3 separate regions of the Homo sapiens genome follow, and regions 2 and 3 are each linked to region 1. A link is an interaction called in ENCODE POLR2A ChIA-PET data of the cell type or tissue named here. Cell type or tissue: HepG2. All regions are shown on one strand. Links, peaks and the distances in the headings refer to the core of each region. The heading gives the core; the rest is flanking DNA.

Region 1 (6,310 bases), core at 487-5,486:
TTTTCTTTTTTTTTTTTTGAGACGGAGTTTCAGTCTTGTTGCCCAGGCTGGAGTGCAATGGCGCGATCTTGGCTCACAGCAACCTCCGCCTCCCAGGTTCAAGCGATTCTCCTACCTCAGCCTCCCACTCATTTCCATTCTTAGAAAGAATATAACGCTGTCTTCAACTTGTGTGCTGCTGTTTCTGTTCCACTGTTCTCATATGTGTTATTCATTTTAGGTAAATAGCATTTGGAGAGCAGTAAACCACACTTGTTTAAAACAAACATGCTGGTGATGCCTTCCGATATTAGTTTAATTACTTTCACGTTGTTGACCTTTTTGTTCTATAAAGTAGCCCAAAATATTATTCTGACATTTGGTTTATTCAAGATAAAGAAACCAAGTAGATACCTTTTAGACAGAGTTTAATGCTTACATATCACCTTAGTCATTTACTCTTTTCTCATCCATTAAATATTACTTTTTTGTTTTGTTTTTAGAGACAGGGTCTCGGCTCTGTTACCCAGGCTGGAGTACAGCTCACTGCAGCCTCGAACTCCTAAGCTCAAGAGATTCTCCTGCCTCAGACTCCTGAGGAGCTGGGACTATAGGCGTGTGTCACCACACCCAGCTAATTCTTTTCTTTTTGTAGAGACAGGGTCTTGGTGTGTTACCCAGGCTGGCCTCTAACTCCTGGGCTCAACTGATCCTCTTACCTCAGTCTCCCAAAACGCTGGGTGTGAGATACCATTCCCAGCCTCATTAAATATTACTTTGGAATGGAATAATTAAAGCTCAGAAAATAAATTTCCCCTAGATTGGCTATTAGTAGACACAAACTCTAAGTTTTACCATCTTTCAATTCATTCTTTGCCATTAGATTTTCTCCTTTCCCCAAAAAGGGGGCAATAAAATAGTAGGCACTGACCCAACTCCTATGATTTCACATTGTCATATTTATATGACAAATATGTGTGTGTGTGTGCACTTGTGTGTTTATGGTTTATGTACATGCACATATATGCACACTATTACCCATTTCCCTTATATATAAGGACACTCAAGTGATGTCCAGGGTAGCACATACAATTTTTTAAGCACGTAAACATACTTGAATATACTCAAAAACATAAGCAACCATTGCTTTACATTTTGCATTAATTACCAAGACTCTATTTTAAAAACCAGTATCTTTAAAGATATTTCTGATAATGTGAGTAATACATCAATTGGGTAAAGGAGAAGTGTTTGATGAGTTAAGGATGACAATTAATGCTACCTGGATACTAGCCACTAGAAATATTAAACCACTAGCCCACAGTCTTCAAAAGACTTCCAACTTTTGACTGACCAACTCCCTAGATACTAGCTCTAGAACAGCTAACTTGCTATTGAAGGCCTCTAATGAGCAACTGATAATGTTCCCTGAGATAATTACATTCACAGCTAATTAGCCCTTCATTATCTTTTAAACAAATGAATTTCTTAGTTACCAGATTTCCTTGCAGAATTACTTTTTAATGCTCTAAAACGAAGTTCTGTTAATACTTTTAATAAACTGTGTATCAAAAATCATTCTACAAAATGTAGCCTCTTTAGACTTTTGCTCTGAATAAAAAATATACAAATAATAATAATTTAATCTGAATCAAGAAAAGCCAAAAACAAAAAAAACCCTCTGACCATGAACAGAACTACCAAGGAGGAGTATATACGGAACACACTGCCTATGTACATTAATGTTTCAGCTTCAGCTGACCCACATCTGTAAATCTAGACAGCTAGTTACCATGTGTCTTCCCAACTGAAAAAGGCAAAAGACAACTGGCTGCCACATGCTTTTTACAAATAAATTGTAAACAGGTTACTCAGTATAGGCCACATATATAGGATTTACACATGAGTGCCCCAGGAATAAATTTGGCTCAAAGCCTCCTTCAGCTAAAAAGCTTCAGGCATCACGATATTCCCATATGTCTACTGTATAATGAAATGTATAACAATTTTTACCCTGAAGGTTGTTTTGTACTAAGAATGAGATTGGGCAGTGGGTAACTCAGGCAACCATCCAAAGGAGTTCTTATCGCTTATCCATGTGTATGTATATTTAAAGATGTGTACCACATTCTTTGGAAACCATAAATAATGTACCAAAAAATTCTGGAAGTACATTGTATCACTCTCCATGCCATAGTATACATACACGCACACACACACATACACACATACACACACACACAGCCATAAAGGTCAAGAAATGCTCAAGGTTGGGACATTTGTTACAAACAACAGTGATAATTCTCTTTATAAAGACTTCTCTTACCTCCACACTGGCTGAGGCTTACTAAGATGGAGAGGAAAGGTACCTGATGCTTTGGGAAGAGAGCTCTGAGTGAGAAGCCAGAATAACAAAGAGAAGGTTTCGGAAAGAGGCTGCTTTCATCCTGTTATGTTTCAACATCAGAGGGGGATGGTAAAGAGAATTCTTGAGGTTTCTATCTTGTCTGTCTTAGCTCAATAGAGTACGAAAACTAAGAAGAATTTATGCAAAAGCTTCAACTATGAATAAATAGCACCCATCTGCTTGGAGTGGCTTGTGTCTTACCTTCCCAAGAACTTCAAATGGGGCAGCAGTTAGGAATTGAGAAGGATCTGGGGACACAGCTAACAGTGTTGCAATTCATGCATGCATCCATTCACCCAATGTTAACTGAAGTCCTATTAGATGTAGGGTCTTGTATTAAGAAGAGAGAAAGATGGTTTGGATGAGAATTTTGCCAACATGTGTAGAAGTAAAGATGGATAATTACTAATACAAAATAATAATGATAAATGCCCCAAGAAGGTACAAATAAAATACAGTAAGAGTTAAGTAGAGATGGCTTCCAGCTCAGGAATAGGAAAGGAGTTAATAGCTTTTCCCAACCCTCTAGAATCTAATTTCCCATTAAGACTTCATCTTTTCAAAATGCCCTCATGGTTCCTCCTTACCCTTATCTTCATGGATACAAGTGTTCCTCCTTACTGTTCCTCCTCATTGTTCCTCCTTACCCTTATCTTCAAGGATACAAGTGTTGGAGGAGGGTGTTTATACAGTATGTTTTATTTGATCTCATCCCCTAGGGACACCCTACCTTTTACTTAAAATCAGCTGTCTCTACCTCCTTCCAGCCAGACTGTTCTGTCTTCCAGTGACCCATGCTCACTTTGAACTATGATTTTCCCCTCCGGAGTAAACTTCAGAGTTCTATTCCTCACTCATCAGCTCTTGAGCACCACACCACCTGACTCATGTTACAGGAGTTGTGAAATCCCTCTCTCACTCACACAGGGCAATCCACATGTGATAAGCACCAGTGTCTTCACAAATAGGTAAACCTGTCTGGTCATTCGAGCTCCACTGAGCAGCAAATAAAACTAGCTTTTCATTCATCTACCAGGCACTGGTTGATTAGTAACCAGTGTCTACGATTGTGGGTGACAATGTTTTACTATTGCAATTTATTTTATCCTTTTTATGTTATTATGAGAGAGAGGAGAAAGAGAGAAAAAGATGTGAGAAAGAGTAAAGCACATGCTGGGTACTGAGAAAATGTTTGTGGAATAAATGAATTTTTCCATCTGTGCTTTAAAATATTTGTTGTTTTACCCACATGGAAGGAAATATTTCATATCAAGCATTACCAGTCTGGAAACTCGCCCTAAGTCTCTATATGGTGGGGAGAAGAAGGAAGATAAAAACTGAAATAAGATGGTTCGAAATAATAAATAGCATACCCTACGGGTAGATCTAGCCTGTACATGGCTCAAAGGTGATAAGGAGGATATTGTCTGGGAAGCAGAATGCAGCAGACAACAAAGCTCTCAGACAATAAGAAATATGATAAACCGTTACCCACTTCCATATGCTTTATGTTTTGGGACCATACAGAATCTTTATCATGAAGATACCAGAAGGTAGTATGGCAGATTGAGATTTGGTGCCTCTATTGACCACAGATTCTAAAATTCAAGCCCTAGTGTTATCTCCTCTCACACTACCTCTAGGCTTGGCTATGTGATGAGTTTTGTTCTCATAGAATGCACTTCTTTTTTTTTTTTTTTGAGATGGAGTGTAGCTCTGTCACCCAGGCTGGCATGCAGTGGCACGATCTCAGCTTACTGCAACCTCCATTTCCCTGGTTCAAGCAATTCTCCTGCCTCAGCCTCCCAAGTAGCTGGGATTACAGGTGCCCATCACCATGCCTGGTTAATCTTTTTCTATTTTTAGTAGAGACGGGGTTTCATTGTGTTGGCCAGGCTGGTCTCAAACTCCTAACATTGTGATCCACCTGCCTCGGCCTCCCAAAGTGCTGGGATTACAAGTGTAAGCCACCGTGCCTGGCCAGAATGCACCTTTTTATCCCCTAGCCACCATGCTGTAAGTAAACCCATGCAGCCATGTGGAAAGACCCATGTGGAGCAGACTTGAAACCTTGGCTTACAGCCCCAGTTAAGGTCCCAGCCAGAGGCCAGTATATAAACTGCCAGAGATGGAACTGAGGCCATTCTGAACCTTCCAGCTGTACCCAGTGTCCCTGCTGACACCTTGCAAAACAGAACTGCCAGTCAATAGATTCATGAGAGTATAAATCACTTCTGGTTTAAGTCACTAAATATTATAGTAGTTTGTCATGCAGCAATAGATAACCAAAATATGTAGAGAGTGAAAGCAATAATCTACATATTATTAAATGAGTTCAAAACCAGCCTTGGTACAGTTTTGACTCTCTTGAGTCTCCCCAAGTCCTGAGATCTTGGTCCAGCGTTTTTCAACCTGGCTGTCTGCCAGAATCACCTTCAGAGCTTTTTCGAAGTACATGTAACTGGGCCCACCTCAGAAATTCTGATTCCAAAATATCCAGTAGAGCCTGTCAACTTCTTTGTAAAACGTTCCACTGGTGTGTACCCAATGTCAGAACTCCCAGAAGAGTCTGTACTGACATGACCAGATGTTTTAAAATGGACAATATCACATATGACCTCACATCCACCCTTGACACAGAGAATGGTATCTTAACAACAATCTGTTGTAACCAGTTTCTTTTATGGAGCAATACTGCCCTTAGAGACTCTACAAGAAAAATAAAATGGTGTTGTGTTGGAATATGTTTTCCAAACCTTCGTTGGAAAAAAACAGTCAACTCTATATACTTTAACCACCAAAATGTTCTCAAGGTCAAGCTGAGCACATAAACCTCAAATAAGGAGTTGATGAGAGGGGTTACCTAACAGGAGCAGAGGAGAAAGGAAGCAGGGCAGCATGAGAGTGTCGCTGCAACAATTGCTCCTTCTGTCCACCCTGGCTTAGTTATGGTCAGAGGAAAGGGAGAGGTTGTGCAATTGTGTACATAATGCTGGGTGGGAGTGAGGTGGGTTCAAGGAAGCGGGAGGTCAGGGTGGCCCATTTTCCTCATCTGCTCAACATAAGCATGTGAGGAAATAATAATGTCTTTTAATAATATCAATGAAAGACAAACATCAGGGGAATGGGCATTGAGGTTATGAGGTCCAGCCAGTCTCTCGAACAAGGAGATTCTCCCTTCACTGCCAATCTTGCAGAACCTGTACATGTGTTTATGAAGAGGAGAGAAGGGTTTGGGTCTTTTTATGTGTCACGGCAGCAGTAGCATGAGCAAGAAATAACCAAGGGGAAGACAAAATTCAGGGGTCAAGACCTCCTCCCAATGTGAAGATCTTCCTCCAGTGATAATTTTAGGCAATCTGGATTGACTTTATTAAGGGAGATAAAGGATTTCCCTAAAAAGTAAAATGGATTAATATGTCTGAGAACATGGATAAGAGTAAAAGGATGCTTCATGTCTCCTCCCTGCCTGGACATGTGTTAATTCAAGGCTCTCTTTGTTGCAAGTGAATGAAAACAACTCAAACTGCCTTCAACATAAATCAGAAGATGATTTAAAAAAAAAAAATCTAAGGGTATTGTGAACTCCGTCATGGCTGGATCCAGGTGCTCAATTTTTCATGAAGTTGCCTCTCTGTGTCTTGATCAGCTTTCCTCTTTGCAGGCTCCATTCTCAGGAAGGCTCCCCAACCCCACCACCAGGCCACTGGGGGTGGGGTGTGACAAGATGGAAGCGAGAAGCTCCAGGTCACTTTTTATCCTCACAACAACCTCCACAGAAAGATTTCTCTTTTTCTAACGATCTCCAAGAACTAAGTCTTCTCCACTGTGATTGGGTCACATGTCACTGTGATTGGGTCACATGTCCATCATTGAGCCAATCACTATGCAGGAGAATGTAATTTCCAGTGTGGCCAGCCCTGA
Region 2 (6,310 bases), core at 913-5,912, 190 kb before region 1:
CTCTTAAAATCTCTCTGAATAAAATTATATTGCATTCATTTTATGTGGCAAGCACTTCAGTTAGAGACAGGATGTTCTAATAAAGAGAAGAGGGGCAAGGTCCCACCCCTCATGGAGCTTTCATTGCAGTGAGGAGATGCTACACATACATACACATACACGTACCCATACACAGAGAGAAAATTTCATAGAACGTTCCATGAAGAAAACAGTACAGAGGCATGCGGGTGAGCATGCTGGATGGAGGAGTCGTTTTAGAATAGCACATCAGAGAAGGCCTCACTGGGGAGGAGACATTTGAGCTGAAAACTGAATAACAAGAAGGCCAGCCTGTGAAGATCTTGCAGAAGAACCTTGCAGGCAGAGGGGACAGCAGACAGAAGAACATCCAAGGCAAGAATGAATGAATGTACATGGTGGTTAAAGAACAGAAAGAAGGCCAGTATGGCTGGAATGTAGTTAACAAGGAAAGAAGAAGTATCAAGTGCCATCGGAGAGAATAGGCCAGGGCCAACTGTGCATTGGCCTTGCACGGTTGGGAATGTGAGGGACAAAAAGGAGTACTGAGGTTAGGTAAGTTGAAGCATCACTGGGTTGGTGAAAGCCAGGCAGGTTTCTTACTATGGGATTTCTCGAAAACTTTAAAATATAATGCTCATTGTAAATTTTCAAGTCAGTAATACAGATCACAGCATTTTCCAAATACATTTCATCATGACATCCTTTTTTTCAGAAACGAGCTCTTGAGACTGTTGTTTCAAGGAAAATGCGTTGGGTTACACAGGTCAAAAACAAAAACAAGCAAGGGCTGGTAACCTATAGCTTTCAGGCCAAATCCAGCCTACCACCTGTGTTTTACCATCTGTGAACTAAGAATAGTTTTACATTTTTAAACAGTCTTTAAAAATCAAAAGAATATTTCACAGCAAGCAAAAATTATATGAAGTTCAAGTTTCCGTGTCCATAAAGTTTTACTGGGACGCAGCCACATGCATTTGTTTACTACTCTCTATGACCAGTTTTGTGCTAGGACTGGTAGAGTTGAGTAGTTGCCACAGAGGCCTATGATCCATAAGGCCTAAAATATGGACTATCTGGCCCCTTATGGAAAAAGTTTGCCAACATCTGGTCTAGAGCATCTGTTGTTACTTTAACTGTAAATCTTCATATGACCTGGGATTATAGCCATAATTTATACATTTTATAGTAAATATTTATCAAGTACTCATCATGTTTCATACTCTGGTTTTTGCTTTTTACATTTGTTTTTATTACATTTTGCTATAATTTTTTTTAAAATTCTACTTATCAAACCTAGTTTCTTTAAACTTCTGATAACACCCTCAATTTCATAAGTAGTCTGAATGTGTGTGTTTATTTGATAGATTTGGATACTAGGCAATTCAATTTTCCCATACTTAAAAATAGAGCTTCCTATACTTAAAAATATGATTAGCTCTTTAATATGTTTAGACATTTCTGAAGTTTAGTGTAACATACACATCTATATTAAATCACTTTTGCATGCTATCTATTTACCAAGTATCATTTCTTAGTAATTCTTATAAGCCTGTCTTGCTCCTAGTGTGTCAGATGTTAAATTCTAATCGTATTTTAAATATATTTCTGAACTATCTGCTTATCCACTGATCTATTTTTTTAATGATAACCTAATAACAAAGACTTTTAAAAATTGTCATTTTGTACACATCTGCCAAGACAAGGAGACTATTGTTACCTTAAAATTTGGGGACATATTCTTCCCCATTTGTTGGTCCATGTGACTATCTTTCAAGTTCCATTAAATATGTTTAAAGAAATTTTAGTTAGTGTTGCATTAAATTAACCTAGGAAGCATTTTCTTCTCATTATAATATAATTTTCCCACCAATGGCCAGATTTTTGTCTATGTACATATCCATATCTTTAAAACAAAACAAAACAAAACAAAAAACTTTCCCAGCATTATAACACAGAGATAGAATGAGTTCTTTTTTAAAAAATTTTGTGGGTACATAGTAGACATATATATTTATGGGGTACATGAGATGTCTTGACACAGGCATGCAATGCATAATAATCATGTCACAGAAAATGAGGTATCCATCCCCCTAGGCACTTATCCCTTATGTTACAAAAATCCAATTACACCCTTTTAGTTATTTTTAAATGTACAATTATTATTGCCTATAGTCGTCCCGTTGTGCTTTCAAATACTAGGTCTTATTCATTCTTTCTAATTAATTTGTTTGTACTTATTAACATCTCTCATTCTCCTCCATGGAATGAATTCTTTATAAATGCATGTTTATGTTAGTAAAAACTTCGCTATTTAAAATTCTGTTAGGGGAGATAAATTCTGTCAAAATTCTATATTTAATTATAGATATACAACCTAAATACATTTTCACTGTAAACTATTCTAGGGAAAACAGAAGACCCCTCCTGATTCTCCCCTACCCCATCACATACCGAACACAGAGCCCTGCTTCTCCTAGAGAAGCCTAGAAACTTTGTCAATGGGCTGAATAATGCAGAATAGACCACAGACCATTTTGTTTTGCTTGCTGTTCCCATCCGCCAACATTTTCCTAAATTTACTTTTCTTCGGGTCACTATGACTTGTTATATAACATTAGTGATCTTAGGGAGATATAGCTAGAATTATATTCTCCCACAAATGCTCAAAATGTAAGGTTATCTTCCAGCAGCTAAACTTTTGTATTTTTACAATTGCCCCTTCTTATCAATAGGGCTTATTAAACGTCCAGTTTCTTCCCTCAGATCCCTGTGACTAATCTCCCAATTTGGAAAGAATAGACACTTAAAAGTAACTACCAGTTGATTCCATGCTAATTAGGACCCCGGATTGTTCAATCTTCTAGAATGCTGAAAAGTCCCCTTTATTTACAGTGTTGGGTCTCTAAGGTGGAGCATATTTGGTTAAAATAAATTATGAGCTAGTTCTTGAGAATTGCTAAGTGACAAGCAAATAAACAATAACCTACACACAGTGTAGGCCCTCAGAGACTGTGATTTAAGTGCATAGATGAGTTTGGGTGGAATAAGCAGGACAGCCAAGTGGGAAACATAATACCAAGGTAAATGTGTATAATTCCCATGCAAAGTGTCACGAATCTATTAAAAAGCACCTCCCTGATTTATTAAAAATAAAAAGTGATGCCTGTAAAGGGGAAGAGGGATGTTGGTGGAGTCTGCTGTTTGCTTTTCTGGAGTCTTCACCTGCAAGTCTACACTAACTTGCCAAAACAAACAATGTTAGCAAAACTGTCCTCTCAGCAGCTATATACTAAATCCTACAACTCTTCTATCCGGAAAACCTGGTCAATTTCAAGATAGATAATGAGCAAAATAGTCTGACGTTTTGGGGTTTAGGGGAGGGGAAAGGTTGATCAAACCCACTTACCACATTGCTGAGTTTTGAAAGACGTGGGAAAAGTGACTTTCCTTGTTAACAATCCCCCACCCCCTCCCTCGAGCTAAATGGAATGCTTTGCTATGCAAATAACAAGTCTGATCTCAGAGGAAGTAAAAGACTCAGGATAGTAAAAGGAACTCACCTTTTGGAGGTAAATTAACTCTTCTAAGGCACCATTGAACAAATTACTTCTCCATGCTCTAAAAATTCTCTTAGTGCCCTAAAACCTCAAAATCGCCTGAGATTAATTTGCTCCTTCGAGGGTCAGGCCTCATAAAGAGTGAGTCCCACTGGAAAAACATCTTTTGTCTGCCCTTGTTAAGGTACACAAAAGAAGCATGTGGAAATCACTCAGCAACTCGACATTTGTGGCTGACCCCAACCAACTGGAATCTGAAGGTTGAAAGTGTCAAGGTCAGTCTGAACCTAGTAACCTAGCTGTTTGAATAGGTTTCAATTTGGTAATTACTGTATTTAGATAATTCTGCCTCCCTTTCCCACTACCCTTCATTACCAAGAAAACCAGTGCAAAAAATCAAAGCATGAAAATGAGAGACGCACATTGAGTCAAATAGGAAATTGCTCAACTCAGTGGCTTCTGAGTGCATGAGACAGAGACCTTTTAAGCATGTCCTTCCTTCCCCAGGTTGCAACTGACTTTCTCCAGGGAAGGAATATATTCCCAAGTTGATCAAATCGTGTGGATGCAAGTCTTCCAATGTGCTCAGTCAACAAAAATGTCTGAGCCTGGGATGTCAGGTAACCCACTTTTCAGAATACTTAAATCACACAAAGGAGCATTCTGTTTAGTACTGGGACCACAATGCTTAAGCTGAGCCTTAAGAAGTCAGTAAGAATCTTAATAAGATTTGGACATGATGCCCACAGCCCTGATACTATGTCCAGGCAGCTTAAAATTGCTTGAGGTTAAACATTTAAGTTTTATACCCAGCCAACTTTCTCACAAAGGAGTGGAGGTGATCCACACTGACATATGTATAAACCATACATTTAGGATTTAACATATGTTAAGGTTATAATATTAATCCGAAATTAAGAAAAACAGAACACAAACGCTATAGGAAAACATAAACATATGAACAAAGACTAGAAGAAAACAAAAACCTAAGTAGTTGTTTTAGGAGGATGGGATTGTAAGTAAACTCGCTTTCTCAAAAAGGAATCTGAATGTCATTTTACTACATTTTAGAAACAATAGAAGGAAAAAGTTGTGTATATCCAGCTGGAAGGAAACATTGCAATTGGACATTAAATGCTTGGGTCTGAGCTTTCTGGAGCTAAGTTAACACTTTGGGTTATGTAGCTTTTACTGACCAATCAAAGAAGGTGTATAAGTCAGTTCTCAAAAGATAGACATTTTTCTACATTTGAATTATAAATGAATTCAGGGAACATTGGGTGTAGCCTTAACCATACCACCCCTCATCTCTTTCTCTCTTGTAAGGTCCATATCTTTGGCCTCTTTGCCTAGGTCCTACCTCAGAAACAAACTGCTTTGAAAACCAAATGACAAGGATTAAAAGATTAAATCAGCATGAAGCTTGAGTTGAACACAGTTGTACATTTTCTTAACCCAATCATGGACAACTATATGCAGGATGGAATCACTTGCTGGTACCTTAGGGAGAGAGAAATAATTACAGGACTAAACTATTGAGTCTAGCCAATTAAAATCTCAATCAGTGTGCTTTAGACTGTTTAGAGAATTATCTGCTGATGAGGGCTTCAGTTAATAAAACTGGAAAAAACATATTGCTAAAGTAACAGTAATGAAATTTTGCAAAACTAGAATCTACTTGCACCAGGCTACCAGGTTCCAGGATTTGGGGTAGGGAACTTTGTAGTCATTTAAAAATATTTTTGCTAGAAATCAAGCTATAAAAAGTTAAAAGATCAATGAGATCTTTTCTTTAGAAAATGTGGCAAAACTGACTGAAAGCTGGACTTCAGAAATTCTCATTAGTAACACAACGCAGCAAATTATTCTTCCATCTTGTCTTCTTTTCCTCAAATTTCACATTTTTGAGGTAAACATTTTGGAATCCGACAGTATTTTCTGAATTGTTTGTTCTGAACAGCATACTATAACTTTTATATTTTCACTTAGTTTATAAAGAATATTTTGAAGAGCGAGCGAAAGCAGAAACAACTGGAACTTGCTGCAGTTAATGCTTTAAATAAAGTGACTTATGAATGGTAATTTCAAATGGCTTCCAAGCTGAAAAAAAATTTTAGATTTTTTTCTAGAATTGACTCAAAGTTGCACACCTTGAACTTTTGACTCCTTTTTCAAAATAATTTCTGTGTGTTTTTTTTTTAACATTAGAGCAATTTGACATTTTTCCTAAAATCAGCCACTTTTCTCCACTGGTGAGCATTGCAGTTCTGTTTATTTATTCTGCCATTAGGTGCTAAATGCATAGGGAAATGAGATCCTTGCAATCCCACCTAGACCACATTTCTAACCACTCTGAATTTAATTTCCAGTTATAGTTTTCAGAATTGTGCTAGTTTGTATCACAAGGTAAGCCTGAATAACTTTGCATCAATTCTAATTTGGCAGTCCACCAGTTATCCTAAATTCCCCTAGGGAATACTAATAACCTTCTGATTCCCAGGTAATGTAAGGTCACCAACGTTGCATTTGCATTATTCTTTTCCTTTTCAAAAGAGAGTATGTGAATAGTTTGTAAAATTGGTTTTGTGTTGAAGCAAAAGTATCTTTGATGACAAATAGTTCGGAGACCTGGGCCTGGGATAAGCTTTATGCTCCTGGCTCACCTTTGGAGAGGGAGTGGGGGCGGGCACGGTGAGTCCCCGGTCCAGAGGCCCTGCGGAGGTCAGCTGAGG
Region 3 (6,310 bases), core at 913-5,912, 86 kb before region 1:
ATGATAAATAAAATCCCCAGATAATCTAAAACACTTCTTTAAGTCAGTAACCACAACATCTGTCCCTGAGACCATTTTACTTGTTGGTGACAAAAACCAACTCCAACTTAAGTTTCGTTTGCTAAAAAAACAAAATACAATATGGGTAAATAATTATAACAATACAGAGTTTCCCACAGACACCTGAGGACAGGAATTTCAAAAGTAACCAGAACCAAGAACTGAAAGGCCACAAGTTTCCTAGCAGGACTCACTCCACTTCTCATCCTCTTGCCTCTGCTTTACTTTTTCTTTTTAATCTCCTCCATTTCCCTCTCTGCAGGTCAGCATTCCATCAACCCTTGTGGTATGATGGGTACTTCACTGATTCTGAATTTCCACCAACTTGGTTCCAATGGCATGCTGTCTCTAATGAATTATCTGTAACACATTCTGATGTAGGTAAACCAAGCAAGGTCTTCATCAAAAGTTTCACAGGCCCCTAGCTTTCAATACCAGCCATGGGATGCCATATAAAGAGATTCAAATGAATATGATCCCTAGAGCTTAAGTATGGCTTCTTACTCCAAGAAGTGTCTTAGTAAATACAAAAAGTTTTAGAATATTATGAAGCCACTAAAAGGAGGTAAATTTGGATTTAAATTCCAAATTCTTGAAGAAAGAATTCAACTGGCTCAGCCTGGGTCAAGTGTGTTCTCTAGTTCCATTCAAACTTTGTCAGAGAAGATAGGTTCATTTAATAACGATACAGCAGGTAAAATTTCCTGGGTGCTAACTGCACTTTATAAGCATTACCTTTACCTTTGCAGAGCCTTTGGGAATCTTCCTTATTAGGACCCTGAAACAGTTATCAAAAAAAAAAAAAAAAAAAAGAGGATGATTGTGAGTTGTGCAGATTTTCCCAGAGCATGAGAAAATTATATGCAGAAAGATACATATGCATATAAAAAGCTAATTTAAACTTTACAATGCAACTCAATAATGTCATAATGGGAATAAGTTCAGGCTTAAAATACAAGACACCTGAGCTCTCATTCTAACTCCAGCAAGTTGTGTGGCTTGAACAAGTTCCTTCACCTGTCTTCTCAATTTCCTTTTCTTTCTGTGAAATCATGGCAATAATACACACTGCATGAGAGTATACACACAGTAATTAAGTACTGTGCTGTTGAGCATTTAAATGTTAACAAATATGAGTGCTTCTTCTTTAACAATGAAGCATCCAGAAGGGGTACATACCAGCAGGAAGGAAAAGAGAGAGAAACAAAGTGCCCACTTGCCCTGGTGGGTATTACCATTATACAACACCATTATATAATCACAAGAGGTAATATTTATCAATTTTTACATATATTCTATTGGGAAACTTTCTCAATATAACTGAGTATTATTATAGTAACATTTGAAGGCACAGAGAGTTTAAGTAACTTGTCCTAGGTCACACAGTTCATAAGTAGGACTGGAGACTAGACAGTCTGGCTCCATAACTCATGTCTTAAGCACTACTTTGTACTGCCTTCGCCATCGATACAATAGCATATTACCCACACGTGTTTCTGAAGCAGAGAGGTGTCTGTGGATATACCACCACAAAGAGAAGACGGTGTGGCTTCAAGATTTCAAACTTGCTAGAATCCCCCTTGTTTACTCCACATGAGCCCTTTAATAAGTTACCTCATCAGAATTAATGGATTGTTATTCTTCCCGATCAGTAGTGTAAACCGTAAACTTTGAGACGGTTTGCCTACCACACTTAGTTTAAGATTTAGAAGGTTTACTTGCAAAAGCTCTTAGAAGCACCCATGAATAAACAAGAGTGAAAAGTTAAACCAAGGACAGACGTTTTTATTTGCACTTTTTTTTCAAATCTATCCAAACAACAAGATTAGAAAATTTTCCCTGACACCATAGGCAAATGCTTCTTCTCCAAGTACAGAACAGCCTGTTGAAGACAGCAGTCACATTGTTGTGGTAACTGATGAAATTTATAAACGATGCACAACTTCATATTTTTGCCAGGTTTTACTTTAAAAGAGTCCCAAAGAGCAAGACAATGATAAATAACAGTGAAGGGTGATGACTTCTGAGAGCACTGGACAACATGGTAGCAGATGCCATTGGTTGGCTAGTCCAACTCCCATTTGCAAATCCACCTCCTCTGGCATCCTCCATTAGAGAGGCTAGAAAAGCCAAATATTTGCTTTTCTGCTCTCTTGCAGTGAGGGTTGTCCATGTGAGAAAGTCTGATTCCTATTGAGGTAAAAGCGGACGTCTCCAGAGGCTTCTGGCAAAGTGTTTCTTTCCTGACATAAAGGACATATGCCACAAGCATCACCCCTGCTGTGTCCCCTTTTTTCTGCCTTGGGAATAGACTAGTGTCTAGAGCTGTGACAGCCACCTCATGACCTCAAGAGAAAGGCCAACAAGAATTGGAGAAACACTGACCTTGGTATTTTTGAGCTCTTAACTACAAACAGTTGCTTACCTCCAGAGGAATGCTTGTAAGTAAAATAGTTTAAGTCTCTTAGTTAGGCTTTCTATTGATGCCAAAGGAATTCCTGTTGATACAATGTGATTGCAGACACTTTAGCCCACCTTTTGTCACCTTTTAATTCTACACCTATCTATCTGTCCCTCAGAAATCTCCCAGCAGTTTGGTTAAATAAACATTATTTAATCAAATCACTGAAATGATTTATAGAGCACAGCATAATCAAATGAATCTTCTTCATAGTTTATCTCCTAGTTATAATAGCTGTTTTAATATAACTTTAGTATCACATCCTTAATAGTACAAGGAGGGGTGATATAGTCTATTATTAGCCAAACTTTCTGTTAGTCCAATACATACATGGAGTCCAAAAGAATACACAAACCTGTCTTTTACTTTGGGCTTGAATTGTATCTTTCAACTTTATGAGTTCATGGCTGAGAGGCATGTTCATTCTGCTCCACCTTTCTCCAGATCTTAAAAATTTATGGGTCTTCCAAACAAGCCCTAAAGAGCATCACCCATGTGGCGACCCCTCTCATAGGCACCCGGAAATCAAATTCTTCTTCTTTGGACCCCCTCCTCCTTTTCTCCATAGCTAGAGATGAGCGGAAAGATTAATGCGAGCAAAATGACACCTATTGATTAATAACATTGAGTGCATAGTAAAGGCACTCAAAAAACTTTATTAAATGGTAAGTTAAAATGGAGTATCTTCCACAATATAGGGGCTTCTATAGAGGCTTTTTCGAGAGGGTGGTTTAAACAGAGGCATCAATATTGTTTGTGATTTAGCCAAGTGCAGAAGTAACAAGGGGAACAGGCCAGAAAGAAAGGCAGCATGAAACAAGATGTCTTACAGGAACAAGAGTAGTGTATTGGAAAGAAACAGGAATAATTTGGTGTGCAGAAGTGTGGAGTGTGAAGCAGAGGCATTAGCAGGAATCAAGTCAGCATGGCCCTTAGCAATGGGGAAATGTTGAAGGATTTTAAGAAGAAAATTGGCATTGCTTTGCATTTCAGCAAAACCACTTTGGAGACAGTTAGGGCTGTGGATTCAAGATAAGAGACTGGATCAAGGAAGAGAGGCTTGTTATGAGTTCCTCGAGGAACAAGAGGCCGTGAGATTTAAACTAGTTAATCCACTCCCAAACGCACTAAGTATAAATTTCTACATTTCAAAGTACTCTACAGTGTTGACTTCAAGTCAACCATGTGCTGAGTTATGTACCAGCCAGGCAGTGTAAAGAAAGGCTGTCCAAAGTTCCCCATCCTTTCACAGAAAGGGAATGTGACAACAAAGACCAGAGAGGGGTCTGACTGTGGGATGAGGCTGAACCTAGCCCTGAGCCTAAGCCAACCTCCAACCCCTAGCTGGTACTCCAAGGGAGGTCGTCCAGTTCTTTCCCAACGGCTCAGCCTTTATCATTCTGACAGGGACTCCAAAGCCCAGAAGAGCCCTTACCAAGGTCACACAGTGAGTGACTAGCTAGGAATAGTCCTAGTGGTTCCTGGACCCAATTCCATGCCCTAAATACCAGATGACAAAACCCGCTGCATAAAAATAGTTCAATTAAAATCTAAAATAAAATCGTCACTTACTCTCGAAAAGAAAGCTAGCACAGTATTTCATGAAAATGTCATGAACCTGAATGAAACTGTAATTTGGGAAGTTGTAAAAATATGGTTGCACCATTCTGAGGGCCAACGCCTATCACGTGACCCTGAACCGCGGGCTCCGCCCTGCTGTTCCACCTTGCCTGGCTTGTGCAAGGCTGTGTGCAGAAGGAAACGAGAGTGGGAAGTCAGCTACCCAGGATGGTCCATTTAACAGCTGATCTGCTGGGACCAGTGCCTAAGAAGTTAATTTCTAGCTTTGAGATGGTTTCTGGTAATTGTAGGTAATTTAAAATATAATTGCAATTTAGTTAAAAAAAAAAAAAAAAAACTCTGTTTGCAGTGTTTATGCTCATCACTCTAATTTAAGGTCTAGAATGTTGGATGAACTGCACTTGAGTACACGCTCATTTTGCGTCTTCCTGATTTTACCACCAGTGATTATAAAAACAGCCTCAGCAAACTCAGTCTGCATTGCAAGACAGATGCTGCAAAGTTCAGATATAAAGTTTCACATTTCCGGAAGGTTAACTATTGAGCATGTTAATGATTATTGAAGAGATGAAGAAAACCACAAGGCTTCAAAATGCAAACACCTCTCAAAAATATCCAGCTTCCTCGTGTTTATAATAAAGCCACCTTTTTTTTTTTTTTTTTTTCAAAGAAAGACTATGGTTGAGTTCAGTGTGGTCTGCATATAGGCTTAATGGAGGAATAATTACACGAGGCTGCTTGTGAGTAGGCCAATGGAGCTTGCATCTGGGTTGTATGTTATAAACTGCTCTGTGCTAAGCCAGGGCATCTACAGCTTTGCAAGGTTCACAGAAATTTCTTACCACAGTGACAGCATATGTTTTAAATGCAGAGAAATTCTAAGATCTATTGTGTGTGGATTTATACAGAATTTTCAAAATAATCCAAAATATAGGTAGGACAGCTACTTAATGGCAGGCATCTCAGCAATCAATTTACATTCCAAAGCACCATCATGGGCCCAATCAGCCATCGTTGCGAACCTAGACAAGTGGAGCTAAATGAGAAAACAGCTGAAATGAGCACTCAATCTAATAACCTCACATACAGTCTCCCATCTCCCAGCTTGCAAAACTTAATAGAATGGAGCTTAGGGCTGAAGCAGTACTGCATTGCACAGCAATTACACCATGTTAACACTGGCATTGGAAATCACTTTCTGAATTTGAAAACTCAGAGTCAGTAGTCAGAATTTGCAGCCCTAGTGTAAGAGGCCTGCCTTGAAACACAGGCCCAAATTAAAGTTGACCACCAAATAACACTATTTAGATAGTGGAGATTGTCTGCCTACCAAGTTTTAAAATGGAACCTAGAAGTTTAATGATTGAGAAAATAAAATGTGTTCCAAGTTAGTCTGGCTTCGCTGATACTGGCTTGGGAAAAAAAAAAAAGCCTTTTATTTTTAATGATTTATTACATATACTTTAAAAAATTCAAATATTACAAAAGTGAATATTAAATTTTTCTCCAACCTCAAATCTCTGTCTTCTAATCTCCTTCTCTCAAGATAGCCCCTGTTATCAGTTTTCTGAGCATCTATGCATATCTAAGTATGTCTTATACGTGCCACATACACACAGTGATGGCTCCAGAATTTCTACTAGAAGAGACTTAGGGGCTGCAATCTGATTGGATGTGAGTATGCTGCATAAAGCTGCATTTGCCTGGTATTTTACATAAATGAGAATACATAAATTTGAGCACTAAAAGAAATAAGTATAGCAAGGAATTATAAAGCATTGAAAAAATAGGAATTCACAAGTCCATACCAATAATAGTAAATAGTAAATAAGTGAGGGAAACCATGGGTTGCAGTGAAATGTAACAGCTGTCTGGTGAATGTGAAAGAGTGCCGGCACTGAAAGACCTTTACTTCACAACCATGATAGTAAAGATTGGGTCAGACAAGACTCATGAATGAATGCTACACCTACCAGGAAATTTTGATGAGAACCAGGATATTTGCATCATTTTAAAGTGCCACCTCACAGACTGCTTATTAGTTCCATGAGTGGGGAGTCAGGGGCGGAGTGGGGGGGGCGGTGATAAAAGCCCCAGTTTTATAAAATTGAAAATTTGGACAATATCTTGACTAAGTCATTGAAATTAACATTACCACTGAAGAACAAACATGATACCCTGAGAAGGACACATCACCTATGCAGTTCT

The links. Peaks named below come from ENCODE experiments on the same cell type or tissue, not always from the same donor. Only the 100,000 strongest peaks of a DNase experiment are listed, where the experiment ranks them.
Region 2: POLR2A ChIA-PET joins it to region 1 with 10 read pairs; 6 of 35 experiments call an interaction of 5 or more read pairs at or near these places.
Region 3: POLR2A ChIA-PET joins it to region 1 with 11 read pairs; 2 of 35 experiments call an interaction of 5 or more read pairs at or near these places.

The regions. Positions count from the first base shown.
Region 1 is chr14:54,130,825-54,137,134 of GRCh38, forward strand. All of the region lies in intron 4 of LOC105370507 (a long non-coding RNA gene), which reads right to left. Among named protein-coding and RNA genes, the nearest start is that of BMP4, 180 kb to the left of the region's middle. RefSeq lists a silencer at 3,127-3,421. In HepG2, for the core only: no CTCF peak of the experiment used is centred there; DNase peaks (open chromatin) are centred at 3,307 and 5,167; H3K4me3 peaks cover 1,139 bases.
Region 2 is chr14:53,939,863-53,946,172 of GRCh38, forward strand. No RefSeq gene overlaps it. Among named protein-coding and RNA genes, the nearest start is that of MIR5580, 5.5 kb to the right of the region's middle. RefSeq lists enhancers at 3,236-3,863, 3,864-4,490, 4,169-5,613, 5,954-6,310. In HepG2, for the core only: no CTCF peak of the experiment used is centred there; DNase peaks (open chromatin) are centred at 3,469 and 3,809; H3K4me3 peaks cover 881 bases.
Region 3 is chr14:54,044,294-54,050,603 of GRCh38, forward strand. LOC105370507 (a long non-coding RNA gene) reads right to left here. Exons shown (of 6, transcript XR_943883.3): 5 at 802-838. Among named protein-coding and RNA genes, the nearest start is that of BMP4, 91 kb to the left of the region's middle. In HepG2, for the core only: no CTCF peak of the experiment used is centred there; DNase peaks (open chromatin) are centred at 2,208, 3,788 and 4,688.